2 separate regions of the Homo sapiens genome follow, and region 1 is linked to region 2. A link is a contact called in ENCODE Hi-C or POLR2A ChIA-PET data. All regions are on one chromosome and are shown on one strand. Each heading gives the region's core, a stretch centred on a gene start or an enhancer-like site at or near the end of the contact. The rest is flanking DNA. Distances are from core to core; before and after follow the strand shown. Region 1 overlaps ATP2B4 (ATPase plasma membrane Ca2+ transporting 4). Region 2 overlaps PRELP (proline and arginine rich end leucine rich repeat protein).

Region 1 (4,248 bases), core at 738-3,237, 160 kb before region 2:
CATACAAAAAAATTAGCCGGGCATGGAGGCGCGTGCCTGAATTTCAACTACTTGGGAGGCTGAGGCAGGAGAATCGCTTGCACCTGGGAAACGGAGGCTGCAGTGAGCTGAGATTGTGCCACTGCACTCCAGCTTAGGGGACAGAGTGAGACTCTGTGTCAGAAAAAAAAAAAAAAAAGAAGAAGTTGCTTTAGTGGAGTAGTCTGTTGGTAGAAACCTCTGTTTTTGTTTGTCTCTAAAGGGTTTTGTTTTGCTTTTTTTTTTTTGAGACAGAGTCTCGCTCTGTCACTCAGGCTGGAGTGCAGTGGCACAATCTTGGCTCACTGCCACCTCCACTTCCCAGATTCAAGAGACTCTCCTCAGCCTCCTGAGTAGCTAGGACTACAGGCGTCCCACCACCATGCCTGGCTAATTTTTTTTTATTTTTAGTAGAGACGGGGTTTCACCATGTTGGCCAAACTGGTCTCGAACTCCTGACCTCAGGTGATCCCCCTGCCTCGGCATTCCAAAGTGCTGGGATTACAGGCATGAGCCACCGTGCCTAGCCGTGTGTTCATATATTTAGATACAGGCTCACTCTGTCACCCAGGCTGGAGTGCAGTGGTGCAATCAAAGCTCACTGCAGCCTCAAACTCCTGGACTCAGTGATTTTCTTGCCTCAGCCTCCTGAGTAGCTGGGACTGCAGGTGCGTACTACTGTGCCCAGCTAGTATATTTTTTAGATAAAGCATATAAAGCAAGTACAAATAATATGTTTCTTTAGGCATACATATGGTTATCAAGAGAATGGTGAATACAACATTACAGCCCAAGACAGTGGTTTGGCTGGGTGATGAGGTGGGGGGATGGGATAGGAAAGGGTCATAGGTGGATGCAAATAAATGATAGTGATCTCATTTTTGGGTGGTGGGTTCAAGTGTGTTCATTAGGTTAATAAAAAACATTAATAGCATATATAAATAAGCAGTAAAAGCGAGGCATGCATAAACCAGTCAAGAAAATGAACTGTAGATTTTGACTCATCCAATTTTGTGCATCTGAGAAATAAACAAAAGAGATAGAACTAGAAATGAAAGACAGAGACAGAGAGAGAGAAGAAAAAAAATGGTTCCTATTTCTACCAGCAACATTTTTTAACTTGTATGATCAAAGACAGCCATGGAACTATCTAAAAATATCAAGACTCTTAAATAAGAACTTTTGTTGAAAATTTCATGGTCTAAAATAGCCATTTAACAACACAGTCAAGGCCAGGCATGGTGGCTCATGCCTGTAATCCCAGCACTTTGGGAGGCCGAGGCAGGAGGATCACTAGAGCCCAGGAATTAAGAGAGCAGCCTGGGCAACACAGTGAGACCCCATCTCTACAAAAACGCAACACGAAACAAAAAAACATACACAATATACTGCATCTGACTTTATTATCCTAATAAAAAAATATCAATCAACTTAAAAATTCTGGCCTTTTGGTGGTGGTAGAGGGAGGAAGGGGATGAGAGTGGGAGTACAGTGAGGGGCAGAAGTGCTGATCTGCATTTACTGCTCTAGGGACAGGAGGCCTGGAAGCTGCCCTGTGCGGGACTTCCGCAGCCGGCATGCTGAGCCTCGCACCAGCGAGTCCCGGGGGTGTGGCAGCCTCGCTCGCCCTAGCCCGCCCCGCTCCCCGCCCGCCCTCGCCCCGGGCCGGCCGAGTTCGGACCTGCAGCTCCCCCGGCCTCTGCGCGGTGCAACTCAGCCGCAGGCGCCGGGCTCAGCTGGCTACCAGCGCGGCCCGGGAAGCAGCTGGGGAAACAAACGCCTTAGCCCTGGAGGCCTGGCTCAGCACAGAAGCCCCAAATAAGGCGGGCCGACTCCACCTGGGCAGCAGCGATTGCTCAGAGGGGGCCGATGACTCACTCGACCCAGCCAGCCAAGCACCTCTCTCCCTCCCCAGGGACCCTCGTCCTGTCCCCCACCACATCACACCACACCACAACCCGGGGAACACACCTGGGGAACCCTCCCAGTTCTCACCCTGCCCCTCACCTGGCCTCCCTGAAACCAAACCCTGTGGCTTCAGTGGCTCAGCCGACTTCTCAGCACAGCTTCCCCGGGAGCGCCCGTCCTTGAGCTGCCAAAACCCAGGGGACCAGGGCCTCGCTCCAAGCTTTACGGGGCAGGCATGCTTGATAAATGTCTATTGATCAATGCATGCATTATGTCAGAGGACAAGGGCAAAAACTGGGCTGGTTCTGGGATGTGTGCGTGAAAGCCACTCCGTTTACATCACCATGGAAGGGAAGGCTGGGGTAAATCTGAGATGCTTCAAAACAGGCTATTACAGCGTCTACAAGTGAGTGTTCTCATTAGTCCTCAGCAGCTCTGGAAGAAGGGGAGGTAACCTGGAGCACACCCTACTTAGCGTATGGGGACCCTGGGCCCCAGAGTGGCGAGTGTGACATGCCTGGCCGGGTACGAGTGGGGGCTGTGGAGTTTCCGTGACCTCAATTTTTCTGGTCTGTAAAGTACAGCACTTGGTTTTTTGCTTGTTTTTTAGACAGGGTCTCTGTTGCCCAGGCTGGAGTACAGTGGCATGATTAAGGCTCACTGCAGCCTCAACCTTCCTGGGCTCAGTGATCCTCCCACCTCAGCCTCTTGAGTAGCTGGGACTACAGGTATGCATCACCAGGCCTGGCTATTTTTTTGTTTTGTTTTGTTTTGTTTGTTTTGGTTTTGGTAGAGATGGGGTTTCCCCATGTTACTCAGACTGGTCTCGAACTCCTGGGCTCAAGCTATTCTCAGCCTCCCAAAGAACTGGGATTATAGGCGTGAACCACTACGCCCACCCTAAAGTGAAGCACTTTTAACTTTTCAAAGCACTTCCATTTAGATTCCATACTCTCTCCTTAGATTATCATAACTATCATTTGTGGATACAAACTAATGACGAATGAGAAAAGTGAGGCTCAGAGGTTAAGTGACTTGCTCAAGGTCACACTGTTACCTACTAGCTTGGTCAAGAATGGAAATAAATTAAGGAATTCTTTTTAATGCCCCAAGATTCCAAGATTTTTCACCCACTTTGAACACATCATTCGCACTTAACTGGAATTCACTCTCCCATTCTACAGCGTGGAGAGAAGCCACCCTACTCAAGAAAGAGGACTCAAATTTTATAGGAGCTGGAGAAATGAATGGTCTCCCCAACCTCAGGGGAGTAAGGAGGGACTTTCCCATGCAAAAATCTCCATAAATACGAATCTGTATATTTGTAGGCACTCCATGATATACAAAGCACTTTCATATCCAGTATTTCAAGTGATTCTTGTCACTTACCTTACCCTGTAAGGTATTCAAGAGGATATTATCTGATATTTTAAGGAGAGTGAAAAGGCTGCAGCAGTTAAGTGGCATGTTCAACAATAATACCCCATTTCCTTCCCATGCATTGCATTACATTGGTTACCCCTGAGGTTCTGAGATAACCAATGTAATGATGAAAAACTCTCTATATTCATAATGGAAACCCAAAGCATCTCTCTCCATTTTTCTCATTTCTGTCCTCAAGATGCCCAGAAAGGAGGAAGGTGGAGGGGTGAAACCTTGGTATGGGCCAGGGGACAAACTACGAGCACAGAGTAGCCCAAGCCTTCCCCAGAGTCATGGCAAAAGGTGGTACCAGCTCATGGGTGAACCCAAGACTCCATGTCCTGGCCCTGGATCCTGCACCGAACAGGTGCCTTGGACAAGCCTGTATCTGTCATGGAGGCCACCAGTACTCTTTATCACTCTTGAATTTGTAGCAGTCAGTTGGTACAACCTCCAAGAGGCTGGCACCTCGGGCTGTCATTCCAAAGCCACCTAACTGCCAAGGGGTGTCAAGTGGCCCACCACAAGCACAGGGACTTTCCCATCTAGTGTCCCATCATAGACACTAGACATTGTCTTTGTCCCCAGCCCCATGGTTGCTAATTATCTTTTGGCTGGTGACAGCCTCCAGATCTTCCTTTCTCTCTGCCCCTTCTTGTGCTATTCTTGGATTTTTTTTTTAAAAAAAACACTTCTTTTCTTTAAAAATATAGCTGCAGATAAAATATACTTAGCTTCTCTTTCACACATATACATTTAAGAGAATGAAGGCAGGAAATCTTTATGGTTCTCTCCAATCACAGGCCAGCATGAGAACCCAAATCACCAGCAGGAGCCAGCCTCTCCACCATGAATGAGTAATCTCACTCACAGATTTACAGGGGGCTTTATTTAGGGTGT
Region 2 (4,473 bases), core at 1,897-4,396:
TCAAGGATGTGCTGCTATGTATATTATCCATCCTTGAATGCGTAGCTGGGGACCTGGCATGTGACCGATATCCACTGAACATCCGTGAAGTGAACCGAAGTCGATGTTTAGTAGCCAGGTAGGAGCAGCGAGGGCGTCACCTGGCAGTTCTCATTCTAAAGAAGATGGTGTAGCCTGGGAGGGTCATGAATCCCACTTTTGCAACCAACCTTCCCTCAGAAGAGAGAGTCTGGGACACCCTGTTCTAACCCTTCGGTGGACTTCCGCATGGCATGTAGACCATTCCAGATGACTTGGTCTATGCTCTCTGTCCTTGAGATGGCTCTTTTACTGTTTTGTATGCACACTACATCTCCCCAGTTAGTCTGTAAGCTTTACTTGGGCAGGAAAGACGACCGTTTTGTGTCTTTCTGTGTCTGCCTCAGTACAGAGCTCCTGGGAGACCTTCGACAATTTAGTACATGTAGCTTGAAAGAACCCGAGGCTTTGGGTTTCAAAGGCAGCTGTCAGATTTCTGGTCCGACTTTAGGAATATATATATTTTTTTGTCTGTGGGTGGGCAGTCTCGTGGAACTGAGGATTAATTTTTCATGAGGGTTGTGAGTTTGCGAGAAATTCTTCAAGAAATGGCTTTGGGGCTGGGCATGGTGACTCACGTGTGTAATCCCAGCACTCTGGGGAGGCCAAGGTGGGAGGATCACTTGAGGCCAGGAGTTCCAGACCAGCCTGGGCAACATAATGAGACCCTGCCTCTATTTAAAAATAATAAGAAAAGAGGAAAGAAAAGGCTTTTGGATAGCTTTCGTAGGAATTTCTTAAGAGTATAATCTTTTCCCCACTCATCTTGTTAGAGCAATTAAGAGGCTTTGGGGCTGGGCATGGTGGCTCAATGGTAGGGGGTGGGTGGCAAGATGACTTTATTTTTATTTTTATTTTTATTTTTTTTAAATGAAGTCTCGTTTTGTCTCCTAGGCTGGAGTGCAGTGGTGCGATCTCGGCTCACTGCAACTTCTGCCTCCAGGGTTCAAGCAATTCTCCTGCCTCAGCCTCCCAAGTAGCTGGGACTACAGGCATGTACCACCGCACCCAGCCAATTTTTGTATTTTGAGTAAACAAGGGGTTTCACTATGTTGGCCAGGCTGGTCTTGAACTCCTGACCTCAGGTGATCTGCCCGCTTTGGCCTCCCAGAGTGCTGGGATTACAGGCGTGATCCACCACGCCTGGCTGGCAAGATGACTTTGAAGTGTTATTCTTGACCTGTTCACACCGTTGAGTTCACGCAGGGTGTTTTTCATATTACTTTATTTCCTGTACTGTGAAGTGTGTTGAAATGTGGAAGTTATTTCACAAAGTTAACAGGGTCTTCAAGACAGAAGAGATATACGTGCAGAGTACACACATACACCTACGTACACACCTGTATATGTCGATGACGACAGCATGGAGGGAATGAACTTGTGCATGGAGAAGGGGGCTTTTTTTAAACTTGAAAGAAACCAGCCCATTCTGTGTGTGTTTGGAGGAGGGGAGCCTGTAAAGCCTATTTACCTTGAATCCCCTCTGGCTTACAGCTGCAGAGAGCAAAGGAGAGCAGACATATTCTAGATTGGGCAGTGGGATGATGGTGATTGCGTTGCTGCTCAACGAGTCTGGGTTTGCAGGATCAAGGTAATGACCTCTCCCCTGAGGGCCTCATCAAAGGGGCTGAGGCTGCAAGCTGTGAATAAGATGCAGAAGGGGCTCTTATCCAGGCCGAAGCACCAGGTTGCTTTCGGCCATAATAACGTGTGGACTTTAAGCAGGAGCCTTGAAGAAACCAGCTGCAGCTAGAAAGAATGCGGCGATTGTAGTGGAGCACGGGGGAAGGAGGCTATGATGAAATGGGCCCTATTTTCCATAATTAGCAAAAAAGAAAGGTGAGAAGGAGCATAATGGGAATTTCTTGAAGTTAGGGACCCAGCTTAATCCAATTTCTTAAAAACCTCTGGAACTTTTTTCATCCTAACTTGGGGGTGGGCACTGTGTCTTACTCATTTCTAGAACATCCATCCTCTATGCCTCCCACCAATATACACACGCAGGGGGCTGAGAAGGGGCAGCATCCCTTGGAGGAAGTTAGGGGGAAAGGTGAAGTCGAGGCAGCCCTGTCTGGACCGGGTTCCACTTGGAGACCTGCCAAGCTGCTCACCTGGGCCAGGCAATGGAGGGTGGGGAAGCCTCTGGGGGAGGGACAGTCCATACAGAAAATAAATTACTGCAAGGGAAGGGGCAAATATTTAGGACTTGTCCTGCATTCGAGTATGATTTAAAGTGTGGAGCTGCAGACTCGGAACATGAGCGCCGGAGGGACCTCAGAGGAGCATCTTTTTTTTTTCTTTTTTGAGACGGAGTCTCACTCTGTCGCCCAAGCTGGAGTGCAGTGGCACAATCTCGCCTCACTGCAACCTCCGCCTCCCCGGCTCAAGCGATTCTCCCGCCTCAGCCTCCCAGTAGCTGGGATTATAGGCGCGCGCCACTATGCCTGGCTAATTTTTTTGTATTTTAGTAGAGACGGGGGTTTCACCATGTTGCCCAGGGTGGTTTCGAACTCCTGAGCTCAGGCAATAATCTGCCCGCCTCGGCCTCCCAAAGTGCTGGGATTACAGGCGTGAGCCACCGCGCCCGGCCGGGAGCATCTTATCCACCTCCTCGGTTTACAGATGAGGGAGCTGAGAAGGCACCTGGGAAGGGCCTACAACAAACGGGAGCCGACTATGTCCTCACCTGGGCTCACTCACGATGGGAATGAGCCCAGCCTGGGGACGTTTGTGCCCGCTAGACCCTAGAGGAGAGCGACACCATGCACACGGCCCATGGCTCTTCCGTGTTGGGACCCCACGGGCCTCCTCCACCGAGGAAAATCACCCCAGGAAGAGGGCCAGGCGCAAGACTGGGACCAGCTGTTACTCCCACCAGCCACTAGGTGGCACCGATGCGTCTGTCTCCGAGGAGGAGGCGCATTTTCAAACGTGGAGGGGCTTCTGGGAGACGTCCAGGTGCTCCGCCCCTTCCTCCCTGTTTCTCAGGAGCCGCCTCCCGAGGGTGGAAATGGCTGGGCCGCGCACACTGATGGAGAACAGATGGCGGGGGCGGGGCTGCCTCTTCCTTCCCCCGCCCCCACAAAAACACTGTGAACCCTCCTCCCTAAACCCGAGGTTGGGCAAGGGGGCCGCAGGACCCATCGACGTCACGCGGGCCCATCCCGGGCTTGAACCCTTCCCCTCTCCCATGGCTGCTTCCTAGTTCCTTGGGCCATTCTTCTCCTTGGCTGTTCCTCCTGAGGCCCAGCCAGGAGGGCGTGTGCTATGTTCACCCTGGAACAGAAGGGGGCGCCCTGCGCATCCCTGTGTCCTGCTGGCCAGATGCAGGCCCCTGCGGGAGCCCTGACCCTGCACCCTACCTCCGTCATTCCCTCGCTCCTCCTTCCCGATACCCGGGCCAGCAGGGCCAGGGCGATGTCTGGTGCCGGGGAACCAAGCGGCGGAGCAGCAGCTTTGCCAGAAGGGATCCTTGGCCCAGGAGAACTGGGTTTCTCGGCCTCTTTGAGCCAGAGCTGCCGAAGATGGAGGAGTCCCCAGGGGGACTTTCTGAACCTTACCTCCGGGCTGTTTGCTCGGCCAGGACCAAGATCAGATAGTCCACGGCCCAGATGTACCCAGGAGTGGCGGGTGGGGGAGGAGAGAGAAGGGGACACCAAGTCTTTAGACACATCTGTGTTTCTGGAGCAAAGGGAAACCACAGAAGGCCAGGAGTTTGGGTGTGCACTGGGTGTCTTTCAACTGGGTGGAACCAAACTGAGTCCTTGAAGTCTCGCTCCTGAGGCTGCAGAAGAATAGATGGCTTTTCCCTGCCTCGAGGGTGGGATAAGGGAGGCAAAGCTGGGAGAAAGAAAGGGAGAGAGAGAAAACGAATGGCCGGCACAGGTGCCTGGGCCCCAGCCTTCAAGTGCGGTCAGAGCAGATCCGGTGGCGGAGTAGGGCCTAGATGACCACGGACTGCAGGAGGCGGAAGCACATCATGAGGTCCAGCGGGATGGGCGGCTTCAAGTAGTTTCCATCCAGCCGCAGGTAGCGCAGGTGTGGCACGTTCTCCAGGTCCGAGGAGAAGTCATGGAACGCCACTAGGTCGTTGGGGCAAATCTGGGTTCCGTTGATTTCTACGGAAAAAGAAGACGAGAAATCAGAAGGGAGTGGAGGCTGGCGGCCAAGATGAGGAAGGGGAAGGGGGAAGACACCCGAGAGCAAGGACTGTAGACTTCTCTCTGAAACTGGCTAGCTTTGGGAATGTGTGATCATAGATGAGCTGCCTTGACCTCCAGGCTCAGTTTACTCATTTGTAAAATGAATTAAGTTGGAATTGATCAACAACTGTTATTGCAAGTTAACTCTAGAGAATTGGAAGTAAATTTTGAACTGGGCCTTCAAGAATAGGTA

Evidence for each region. Hi-C counts contacts between places; a loop is a spot of excess contacts on that map. ChIA-PET counts read pairs that join two places held with the same protein, here RNA polymerase II (POLR2A). Pooled maps may share reads with other maps.
Region 1: a pooled map shows a loop between it and region 2 (2.0-fold over the local background). The contact joins two enhancer-like sites. A Hi-C loop is called at or near these places in 2 of 50 pooled maps. POLR2A ChIA-PET finds 5 or more read pairs at or near these places in 2 of 52 experiments (WTC11 and endothelial cell of umbilical vein).

Annotation. Positions count from the first base shown.
Region 1 is chr1:203,648,075-203,652,322 of GRCh38, reverse strand. The region is part of intron 1 of ATP2B4 (ATPase plasma membrane Ca2+ transporting 4); the gene reads right to left. Among named protein-coding and RNA genes, the nearest start is that of ATP2B4, 23 kb to the right of the region's middle. RefSeq lists a silencer at 1,622-1,791. Within about 2 kb of position 1,987, at least 29 of the 41 ENCODE cell types and tissues checked have a DNase peak (open chromatin) inside an H3K27ac peak, as active enhancers do.
Region 2 is chr1:203,486,429-203,490,901 of GRCh38, reverse strand. PRELP (proline and arginine rich end leucine rich repeat protein) reads right to left here. Exons shown (of 3, transcript NM_002725.4): 3 at 1-4,196. The coding sequence ends at 4,021. Among named protein-coding and RNA genes, the nearest start is that of OPTC, 5.5 kb to the left of the region's middle. Within about 2 kb of position 3,146, at least 33 of the 41 ENCODE cell types and tissues checked have a DNase peak (open chromatin) inside an H3K27ac peak, as active enhancers do.